3 separate regions of the Homo sapiens genome follow, and regions 1 and 2 are each linked to region 3. A link is a contact called in ENCODE Hi-C data. All regions are on one chromosome and are shown on one strand. Each heading gives the region's core, a stretch centred on a gene start or an enhancer-like site at or near the end of the contact. The rest is flanking DNA. Distances are from core to core; before and after follow the strand shown.

Region 1 (3,764 bases), core at 820-3,319, 4.6 Mb before region 3:
GTGTCCCTATTCCTTGCAGCTGCTTCCTGTGTGCTAGTCATGTAAACGCCCTTCTTAAATGATTGCATCCCTCACAATACTTAGAATATATTGACTGTTGATTGGTTGGAAAATAATCCCGTACAGGCGGAGGGGGCAGAAACTGACATCATGGAGTGTCAGGCACGGTGCTGGTGCTATGCATACACTCAACAAGGGCCTGGGTAATGCAACATGGAGAAGGGAAAACTGGGGGGCAGAACAATTTTGTCGTCTGAAAGCCTTTCACAGAGAGGCCCTGAACCCATAGCTCTCCTTCTCTGAGGACAGAAAAGGAGGAAGTGTGTCTGTCCTGCAGTATGTGGGATGGATAGATGGATGCGAAATTAAGCACTGAAGTGGGTTGCTTGGAGAGGCAATGACTGCCCCCTGCCCTCACCTGAAAATCCTTAAAGACAGAAGGGATCATCCGCCCAGGAAGCTGAGGCTGCAGGATAAGCTGGCCTTTTCCTGAACAGTGACAGTTGGAGCGTTCACCCTCACTGTCCTTGTCAGAGTTACAGGCAAGAAAGGAGAATCCTTTTGGATAAAGTGTCTTAAAGGAACTGTTGATTTACCCTTTTGCTTTATGGTCTCCTGATGTAGTGAGCAAGGTTCAGGGAGATTAGCTAACTGCAGGCAGACTGATCTTCCTGTGCAGAGAAATAAGGTAGATTCTCATTATCTTCCAGCTCATTTTCCCAAGAATTATGTATTCTCCGGCCAGAAAACGACCTCCAAACCTCCAAACCTTTTCAACTACACGCAGCAAAAAGCTAATACAATGCCTTCTGCATTTGACTGTACGTCTCCTGCAGTGATTAATGCTGCCTCCCTAACTACATTGTCCGGAGCAAGTGTCAAGCCCAATTATTTCTCTAGGATCTCCTGATAGTAAATGCTCAGCAAATATACAGACGAATAACACCTAATCATACACAATAATCTTAGAGTACTTTCCCCATACATTTCCTAACTTAATCCTTACAACAACCCTGTGAAGTTATTAACTCCCATTTTCCAGTTAAGGAAACTGATGCTCAGCAAAGTTAACTGGCACATCCAGTATCATACAGCCAGTAAGAAAGAATTCTGTTCAGTACGCCTTACTGATTAAATGAACTATGTGGCCTGAAGAAAAAGTGTCAGCTCAGTCTTTCCCCATCACGCATCTTATTCCATGGAGTAACCTGCATTATATTTCAGGGTCAGGCACACTAAGTTTGCGCTTTAGTATATGGTGAATAAATGGATGGACACAGTGGCGGCTCTGTATAAGTCAGCTGAAAGCAAACAAAGGGAAGGCAGAATCTTTCATTCACACGATTTATCCGCGCCCACTGGGTGCACTACGGTCGGGCATTGGCGACCCAGGAGCGACTGACCTGCCCTCATGGGGCTTACGGTCCTTAGCAAAAAACAGATGTAAAACAACTAATATTACAGTAAATGAATCATAATTTTGTGAGATGCTCCTGAAAGTATGTAGCAGGACGCTCCGCTCTGGTCCGAATGAAGAGCCATTTGCACTCAGTGTGGAAAGGCTAGCCTTTTTCTGGGCAAAAGAAGCGGGGGATACATTTAGATAGGCAGAAGTTCCGAGCAGAAGTCAAGGCAAATTAAAAAGGCAACAGGAGGAGGGAAAATGCTTCTCACAAACAGAACTCGACCTAGGGGACCGCAACTCTCCAGTCCTGCTGCTTGGCTGCCTACCTACCTAAGAAAAGCAGGAAAGAAAAAGAGAAGACGGGGTGGGGGATGGAGGACAAATACAGAAAAAGAAAAAAGAGCGAAGGAAGTGAGAAGTGAGAGGCCAGTTTATGTAAGCGGGCAGGGCGGCGCGGCCGGCAGGAGACCGGCGCCGGCGCCGAGGGAGTTAAGCGGACGGGCCCGGTATGGAAGAGGTTAAGGGGGGCAGTCCGGAGCGGGTCCGGTAGGGGCCGCCTACTGGGCGGGGGCGGGGCCGCGCCGAGCGAGCGCTGGGATTGGCCGTCGGGCAGGCGCTACGCTAGGACGGTACCAACAGCCGGGGGCCTCGGAGGCGGGGGGGTGGGTGTGGGACTGCCGCTCTGCGCGGCGAGAGGTGGCCTGGGAATGGCCGGGCCGGGGGTGGGCCGGAGCCGCTGTGGCGGCGGCGGCGGCTGGGGGCGGTGAGCGCGGCGTGGGGCTGCCCCTCCCCGGAGGCGGCGGGGGCGGCCGGGGCCGCGCCGCACCGCACCGCGCGGGCGGCCATGGAGCGAGCCTAGGGCCCGACAGGTGAGTGGCGCGGGGGCGGGGGAGGGCGCGCGACCCCCGCCCCCGGCGCGGCGGGCGGGAAAATGCGGACCGGCACGCGGGCGGGGCACGGTACGTAGCGCGCGCCGGGCTGGGGCCGCCTGGGGGCGGGGCGCCTCCCTGAGGGGCCGGGCACCGGGTGCCCTGAGCCGTCCCCGAGTGGCTGCGGGCGGGTCCCGGGCGAGGGCCCGAGGCTTCCTGGGAGACCCGCTCGGGCCGCGTGTCCCTGTGTGCGGTCGCGGCTGAAGGGACGCGGCCTCGGCCGCCACGTCCCTGGCCCACCTGAGGCGCGGGCCCACCTGGGGCCGCCTCAGGCTGCCAGAGGTCCTTCTAGTGACCGTCTCTCGTCCCCTTGCGCGGTCCCCAGAGGCGATTGGCCCCGGTGCCTCTCTTGTGTTCCCCGGAGCGCCCGTTGAGGCAGCCCAGGGAGCGCGCCCTCGCGGGGTCTTTGCTGGGCCCGCCTCGTGGCCGGGAAGCGCGAGTGACCTGCAGGCCGGAGGCGGAAGGCGGGGCAACCGTGCCCGGGGCCCGCGGTCTCCTGGGGTCCTGCGCCGGGCGCTCGCAGAAGGGCACAACTTAACGAATGCTGTGTTAGCCCTCAGTGGGCTGCGCTTGAGATTTCATTTCCGGGTGTGACGGCCCCGCGATTAAGAGCGGACCGATACGTTTCCCTTAATGATGAATGTGAATAGTTGTCGAGCTGCGTCCTTGATTGTGGGTTCTGATAAGAGATTCATTCTAATCTGACTTCTGTTAACCTGCCAGTCTCCGGATAAGAAGAGAAGGGGTAGAAGGATGGATTGGAGGGAAAGTAGGGGTAACAGGGCTTGGTTAGTCTTAATGGAATTATTAGTCCTTTTAAAGACCATACCATCATTGGGATGGATAAGGAGTTTCTAATTTGGGAAAATGAGAGTTGCTTGCTATTGCGACTTGGGTCTAGTGCCAGATATCAGCATCTTCCCCACCCAGCCAGCTTCCCTCTGGAGGTTTGATTTCTCACTTGGAAGGGAAGTAGGAATGTGGGGTTTTTTTTAGCCTTTAGCCTTTAAACTGTAGGACTTTATAAATCTATAATCTGGTACAAATTACTATTGCCATTTATTAGCCACGCCTATGTTTTTTGCGTTGTAAATTCTTGCAAAAATTTCACTGGCGTTGATTTCTAAAAATCTGGTTAGAGATCTCAGTGTTCTTATGTATTACAAACATTCCTTGAGTTTATGCAGGATCTTTGAGCTAAGCTTAGAGCACTTCCTCAAATATGATTCGTTATCACGACTGTCTGAGAAACTGAGGTACAAATGGTAAAGATGCTAAATTATTTGCCCAGACTCATAGCCAATCTCAGGGAGATTTAAAATCAATGTATTCTATTAATAACTTTTCTAAAGTTTGCAAAGATGTTGGACTTTGGCCTCTCGAACCGTACAATGGAATCAGTCAGCAGGAGTCCCTTTCCCATTTGAAAT
Region 2 (3,578 bases), core at 537-3,036, 3.5 Mb before region 3:
TCCATGTTCCTTTCCATAGGGCAAGAAATCCCACGGGCCAACGGGATGTACTCACTCAGAGCTCTTGCCCCTCTCCTTTTTAGAGCATACTGTGAGTTCCTGGGACCCTAGAAAATAGTGCCGCAATAGCAACAGGTCACCAGCTACAGGCTGCCTCAGCCTTTTCCCAAGGTCTATCCTCCTGAGGAGCAAGGGGTGGTCAAGGGGAGGCTATTTGCAGGTGTGGACAAAACTCTGATGTGCAGATGTCGTTGTTATAGGTGTGGGCAAAAGGCCATTTGAAGTATGGGACAGAGCTGGGGTGCCAAGAGAAGAAGGAAGGCTGAGGGCCAAGGACATGTTCCCCCTCCAAAGCACTACATTCGAGGGCGTATCTCAGAAGGGTCCAAGAATCCTAAACTTAAATGTGGCCTTCCAGATTATGATGAAGGTATACATGTCAAGATAAAAGGATAGGAATTTTACATCACCGTTTAATTTGTAGTTTTAAAATATGTAGACATGATATGTGGGCCTCCATTTGTACTACTGACTCAGTTCTTGCAAATATTAAGGGTAGACCTGTCCCTGATCTTCGTGTGTAAAATAGCACCTCCTCTGCCACTCTATTCTTACCCCAGTCTACATTTCTTCATAACATCGGTCACCATCTGATCTACATTTACTTATGTATCATCTCTTTACCCCCACTGGAATGTAAGTTCCACGTCCCTAGAGTCTATATTTTGTTTACTGCCTTATCCTTATACCTAAACAAGTGCCTGGCATGACACCACTCAGTAAAACTTGAATAAATGAATAACAAATCTAGGCTCAAAGCTCTTACAGGTGAAAGGGGCTAACCTGGCAGTCACAAAGGAAAAATATCACTGTGACAACCGTCTGAGGAGCACCTTCTCCCCTTAAAATAACTCACTCAAAACAGTGGAGCTGCAAAGGTGACCAGAGAAAATCCATTAACACCTTAGTGCCCATGACACCAGGTGAGTTGATCGGGCTACTTGCGAGAGGGACATGTGAGTGAGCGTGGAGAGCTCTGAGTAGGCTGAAGAGCTGGATGTGGGGGATCTGGGCTGCTGGGAACCCCGAATGTTGGAATCGCCCTGACAACCTTATGAGGGTGGTCAGATATGGGTCCTGAGGAAACTGATTCCACGGCAACTGCCCGCCAACCCAGCACACCCCACAGTGAAGAGGGGCTTCTGATCCATGAGTAGGGCCCCTCAAATGATGTTCCCCTTTAGATGGTCATGGTCATCAGCAGGGGTGGGTGCATCGATCCTGTGGGGTCTTGGTGGTCGCAGACCAAGCGTCCCTCTTCTCACATCTAATTCACAACGTCTCATCGCTCCGCGGGAGCCCAGGAACTGCCCTACAACAGCCGAAATCCGGGTCGTCTATTCCAACGGACTCCTCTTCCGTTGGATACGGGGGCCGTGAGAGGCCAAACAACCTCCGCGAGGCTACCCCCGCAGCGACCGCTCGGCGGGCGCTCCATTCCTTTACCGGACTGTACACCTCGCCTCCTGGGGCCTGAGGCGGGAACCCGGGTCGCGCTGCTCCGAGGCCTCGGCGGACCGCGAAAGGATGGCTCACCACCCGGCCAGGGCCAGCCCCTGCAACAAGCTCAGCCCCGCCCGCTCCCGCGCCCAGGAGCGGCCGGCGGGGCGGGGTGGCTGGGCCGGCCTCGGGGGCGGGGGCTCGGGGGCGGGGGCTCAGGGGCGGGGCCACGTGGCTCCTCCTTGCGGGCGGAGGCAGGCGGTGCCGCGGCGCCGGGACCCGACTCATCCGGTGCTTGCGTGTGGTGGTGAGCGCAGCGCCGAGGATGAGGAGGTGCAACAGCGGCTCCGGGCCGCCGCCGTCGCTGCTGCTGCTGCTGCTGTGGCTGCTCGCGGTTCCCGGCGCTAACGCGGCCCCGCGGTCGGCGCTCTATTCGCCTTCCGACCCGCTGACGCTGCTGCAGGCGGACACGGTGCGCGGCGCGGTGCTGGGCTCCCGCAGCGCCTGGGCCGTGGAGTTCTTCGCCTCCTGGTGCGGCCACTGCATCGCCTTCGCCCCGACGTGGAAGGCGCTGGCCGAAGACGTCAAAGGTGAGAAGCGGGGGCGGCCCGCTCCCCCGTGCCCCGCCGCCCGGACCCCTCCACCTGCCCGGTGGGCAGCCTCCTACTCCGGGAGCGCGTCCCTCTTCCAGTCACCTCCGCCCACCTCTTCCTCTCCGCGCATCCCACGCCCACCACCTTCATGTTTCTCAGCTCCATTTTTGCCTCCCGCTCCCTTGCCTTTTCCTCTTGGCCCTCATCCCGAGCTTCTTTCCCTCTCCGCGGCCTGGGCCCCCAGACCTGCCCTGCTCGCCCGGTTCGTCCCCCGCCAGGTTACTGCCTCCTTCCCTGCGAGAGGTCTCCTTTGTTCCTTCCTCCGCATGGTCCGCTGACACCTTACCGTTTCCTGGGCCAGCCTTGTGGCAGTCCTCTTCCTCTCGTCCAGGGACCCATGTCATCTTCCTGCCAGGTTCCCTAGCTGCTGTGGGTCAGTGCTGGGGAGAAAAGGGAACGGACATCCATTTTGCCTCCCTGCCACCTTTCTCCACTCCCTCGACTGGTTGACCAGGTGGTACATAGACTTCCTTTCTCATTTTTGTCTTTGATGTGGGTATGTCCACCTGGCAGTTTTCCTATCTCTGTTCCGGGCCTCTCCTGACCTGCCGCCTCCAGCTCCTTAGCTTCTGGGCCACATCCTTCTCTCTCTTCCCCCGCTCAGACCCTTATATTTTAAACCCATGCACCCAGAGGCCTTTGGTGCGTGTTTGGCTCTTGCTCCATGTTCCCAATCCCTGGTTGGGGCACCAAAACTATATTTCCTGAATTCCAAGACACCATCAACTGTGAGACACACTGTTCATTTTATGACAGCCCAAGGGGTAGAAGGATAGGAAAAAACCACTACATGTATAAAGATTTGAAGGTGAACTCTATTACAGAAATGCTAAAATTTTGAAACACTTAAGACTTAGAGTCGAGGAAATATGGTAATAATAGTAATTAATATTTACGGAGCACCTATCATTTCAGGCACCTTACTAAGTACTCGGCATACATTGTCTCATAGTTTCCTTTCCACAATTTAAAGATTCCTGTGGTGTCACACATCCACCTAATCCAGGTAGTGGGTATTTGGCGGGCAGGAGTGGTATAGTGATAGTGATTTGTTCCTGACTTGCTGCCTCTGAATGGAGTTACTTCCTGACTCTGGTGCTAGGTCGCTAGCACGGCCTCCTACCCTGAAATGGTCATTGAATGAGAACTGTGGGCATCTTTGGAAATAGGCCTTTTTCTAGAGAAAGGGGAACTGGAACCATTGTTCCACTGTTGGTATTTCTTGATAAATTCAACTCTTTGTGGTAGAACAGTGCCTTTGTAGATGTTAGTTTTCAGACTCACCCTCCTCTTTTCCTGAGCAGCTTGCAGATTGGTTTCTGAAGAGGCGAGATGGAACCATGTGTACATCTTTTAGCCATATGGTCCTGGAAAATTATTTTTAAATGAAACTTATAAGCTGTTTTGACCTCCAGTTTACACTTG
Region 3 (3,906 bases), core at 1,392-3,891:
TGTCATGTTTCCTGTGATGGAAGTTAAGGGTGTAACAGCAAAGGATGGCCCCCAGGAAAGCATTATAACCACTGGTTCTTATGACTTGATTTACATATAAAAAGAAAATTACTTTGGTCACTATGTTCAATACTGGAAATTCAATGTGTTGGTTTCCAGGATGTTAATCAAAGGCAAAATATCAAAAGCAAAATAGAACATTAGACTTTTTTTTAATAAAGCAAAGACTGTTTCACCCTTGGTTCTAACTATCAAGTGAACACCTTGATAGTCTTTCATTTCCCAGTGAGATACATATGCAAACATTACCTAGAGTGGTGTTAAAGAAATCCTAAAATATATATCAGAATTATTAGTCCCCCAAATGAAATAACCTATTATCAACCAAAATATGTCTTTTCCTGTGATTCTAATTGAAAAAATAAAGACCAAACTTTTGCTAGAACCATATTCTGTATTATCTGAAATGCTGGTAGAACATGCTGGCAGATTAGCAATCTGAATGATACACATTAGCAATCTCTCAATATTGATGAAAAGAGGCATCACAGAAGATGTAATAATTCATATGTCCCTTAGGTGGCAGCTTAATTTTTTGCTTTAGATATTTTCTCTCATATTTCACAAAGGTTATTCAAACTGTGTTAGACCATACCTATTAAATTCAGGCTCTCTTTGAAAGCACTAGTGAGTTAGCAAGCATGAGAAACAGAAGGCCAATCAGACTGTCAGAATGTACAAACATTCCCCTAAAAGGAAAACCACAGAGTTCACTTGTTCCTCCAACTCTAGTACCCCACCACTAGGGCTGTCTTTCCTGGCTGTATGTAACGGTAAGAAGAGACAGTATCTTTATATTTTAAGATGAACTGATCAAAAAGCAGATCCACTGATATGGATACAGCAGTACCATTTAAAAGTCACCACAAATTACCTAAAATACACTGGGGTTTCATAAAACACCATCTATCCATCACAAATAATGTTTTTAGGAAGCATGTTCACCATTTATTTTCTAAAGAAAAAGTTCTTACACAAAATCTCTGGTTGACAAGCTGTTATTTTCAAGGCTGCAGGGATTTCTAGAGAAGCATGCCTGATGTAGATTAGCTCATTTTTTATAACTCCAAGCACTTAAGTATTTAAATAATGCAAAAGAGCAACAGCTAATTAATTGTGAAAGTTGTGGCAAAGCACTATCTATATATTGATAAATGTCTAATGCTCTATTTAGGTGCCTTTAAAAAAGGATATTGTTGCCATTAAATATTTTCACTCTCATATTTCCCCACTATAACAGGACATTGTTGAGAGTCTTCCTTATGAATACACCCAAGAATTAGAAATGCATACAAATTCAGTGTCTGAGATTTTCTAAAACTACAGCTTCGGTTTTTTTGCAACATTTACATTTTTCTAAAAAAGATGTAATGCAAATGCGAAGCCAAAGTTATGAATATTCAAATATGCAAAAACAGAAACCGGGAACTGACTGCCATATTTTAACTAAAATGGAAACAATTTTAGGATTACAAAAATGATTCTGCTTTATACGAATGACTCATCTTCTATCTTATTCATTGGGGTTTATTTTAAATATTTCCAAGGATTCTCCACACGCATTCCCCGTTGTTTTTTCTATTGTCCTTTTCTTAGCAGGTAAAAGGCTCCAAGCTTCCTTCTAGGAGTTTTGTATTTTTTGTATTCATTCCCCTCCCCCAGTTAACAAATTCTGTACAATGTATATTTTGCCAAATCCCCTTCTTCTTCTTCTTTTTTTTTTTTTTTTAAAAAGGCCAATGGGCTGAAAGCACAGGGACCCTCAATTTTCGAACAGTCCCATCTCCCCCCGCCCCCCGGTAAGGAATAAACTACCTTAACGCTACCAATAACAAAAACACAACAAAAAACAAAACCACTAAGGAAAGATGCAGGTTCCCCACAATCAGAAATTTCTGGAGCTAATGTGACCCCAGGAAATCAGAGTTCTAGGAAGAAAAACTAAGGCGCTCGGCACCAGCCTTCCCCACCAGCCGGGGCCGCCTTCCCCAGCGCCGCGAGGGCGCGGCCGGCGGGACCAGTTCCCGAGGCAGGCAGGCACTCGGGTGCAACCTGAGGAATCTGGGGGCGTGGAAGGCGCGCGGGGGAGGGCAGGCTTCCAAGAGTGGGACCCTCGCGTCTCCTGCCGACTGGGTAGGAAACGGGGGCTTCCCCCTTGCCCTCTCAGAGCGGGCGATCCCAAAGAGACAGGTTAAGCCGCAGGTTGAGAGGGCAGCTCCGCGCCGGTGCCCCGCGGATCCTGCAGGCTCCCGGGTCCCAGGAGAAGGGCGGGCTGGGCTGGGCTGGGGTGGGGAGGGCGGTGAATGCAAGGATATTGCCGCAGGCAGGAGTCCACCTCGCCCTCGTCGGGCCCGGCCTGGCCGTCGCCCCCATCTTCTTCGTCCACGAACTTGTTCTCGTCATATTCATCCACGTCCACCTTCCGGAAGCGGGCCGACGACACTGTGTTCTTCGACATCCCAATCCCGACCAGCGGCAAAGGCCTCTTCTTGGCGCTGCCTCTACCTCAGCAAGCCCAGCCCAGCAACCCACTACCCGGCGCCTGATTCACTTCCCTCTTCCGCTCTGAGGCGTCGCCGACTGCCGCGGCTCGGACCGTTCTGGGCCTGCGCGCTAGCCCCGTTTCTTCCTCCTCAGGTTCGCGCTCCCTTGGCGCCTCCCACGCTGCCCCTGCTCTTCCACGGAGAGCGCGCGCGAGGGAAGGAGCGCGCAGGACACAGCGCGCAGGCGCGGGCTCTCCGCAGGCAAGGGGCGGGGCTGGGCGAAGGAGGCGGGGGCGAGAGGGAGGGCCAAAAGCTGGACCGCGGGCAGAGGTAAGAAGCGATTGGTCGTCCGATTGCGTCACGTGATTCTCGGTGGGGGGGTTCCCATAGAAACGCTTTTCTGCGGTCCAGTCTAGGGGGTCTCAGATTGGCGGGGATGGGCAGCAGCGGCAGGTGGCCTTGGCTTTTGCTGCAGCCGTCAACGACCTATCATCGGGGTCCTGCGTAAGGTCCGGCTGGCTGGGACTTGGCTGTGGGTGGGATGGACTGGCTGCCGGACCGAGTGCCCTGCAGTTGGTAGGAGTATGAGGCAGAGTGATGCACACCCGGGCGCCCAGCATCGTTCTAATTGCCGGAGACATTGCCTCAGACTGTGCGCTGCTAGAGGCTGCGTTCCTGAGCAGGAAGCCCGTTTCCTGGGATTGGAACTACCCTTCTTGGCCAGCGGGAAGTCCCCAAGGACGGAGTCGAAAGGTCAAATCTTATCTGTCAGTGCTGTGTGACAGCATCGCAACGGGATCTGCAGAACCTGAACTCGGTATCAAATCTATTGGGAGGGAGGGGAACGTGTCCGGGCAGGCGCTGGGGTCGGGTGGCAAAACTGGGGTGAATTTGTAGAATTTGGGAAAGGGTCATTGACATCTTAAAATAGGTGGTCGTTTGGAGCAAGAATGCTCGAAAGGGGTGAGGGTAGGTTAGGCTCTCTAGTGCTGGGGGAAAACAAAATGTGGAAGGATTGGTGGAAACCAGACCTTTAAGATTTATATTATGATTTGAGATTTATATGATTCCATCTAGGCCAGATTTAAAAAAATATTTGACATCCCCATTTCTGGAATGTAGGAGATAAAGGCACTAAGACGAAGGAAATGGTAGTTGTGCTGTGTGTATTACACTGAAGAACAAATATTTGCAGGATAAAATTAATTTGGACATTTGGCTGGACACTGCTCGGTATGGGTCCAGTTTAGTTGGACCTCGAGCAGAAGACTGGCTGTTGCCCTGTTGTGTACCACAATCTTTGGTTTCCAGTGCTGTGTTGAAAAGAGCACTAGGCTTAGAATCAGAAAACTCAGGCTTAAGT

What was found. A loop is a pair of places that touch in the nucleus more often than their neighbours do. Pooled maps may share reads with other maps.
Region 1: a map of CD4-positive, alpha-beta memory T cell shows a loop between it and region 3 (10-fold over the local background). The contact joins the promoter of FAM20B here to the promoter of ARPC5 in region 3. A Hi-C loop is called at or near these places in 2 of 168 maps with a recorded cell type or tissue (CD4-positive, alpha-beta memory T cell and naive thymus-derived CD4-positive, alpha-beta T cell) and 8 of 50 pooled maps.
Region 2: a loop to region 3 is called in a map of CD8-positive, alpha-beta T cell, with 18 times the contacts of the local background. The contact joins the promoter of QSOX1 here to the promoter of ARPC5 in region 3. A Hi-C loop is called at or near these places in 2 of 168 maps with a recorded cell type or tissue (CD8-positive, alpha-beta T cell and transverse colon) and 10 of 50 pooled maps.

The regions. Positions count from the first base shown.
Region 1 is chr1:179,023,825-179,027,588 of GRCh38, forward strand. It overlaps FAM20B (FAM20B glycosaminoglycan xylosylkinase), which reads left to right and starts at 2,070. Exons shown (of 8, transcript NM_014864.4): 1 at 2,070-2,274. RefSeq lists silencers at 1,887-2,076, 2,117-2,856.
Region 2 is chr1:180,153,083-180,156,660 of GRCh38, forward strand. QSOX1 (quiescin sulfhydryl oxidase 1) reads left to right here and starts at 1,787. Exons shown (of 12, transcript NM_002826.5): 1 at 1,787-2,090. The coding sequence starts at 1,826. LOC105371636 (a long non-coding RNA gene) reads right to left here and starts at 1,756. Exons shown (of 2, transcript XR_001738314.3): 1 at 917-1,756; 2 at 1-107. RefSeq lists a silencer at 1,462-1,781 and an enhancer at 1,962-2,061.
Region 3 is chr1:183,633,142-183,637,047 of GRCh38, forward strand. ARPC5 (actin related protein 2/3 complex subunit 5) reads right to left here and starts at 2,642. Exons shown (of 4, transcript NM_005717.4): 1 at 2,376-2,642; 2 at 1-13. The coding sequence starts at 2,518. It also overlaps a transcript of RGL1 not described here. RefSeq lists enhancers at 1,838-2,338, 2,336-2,615 and silencers at 1,926-2,144, 2,096-2,155, 2,236-2,285, 2,766-2,925.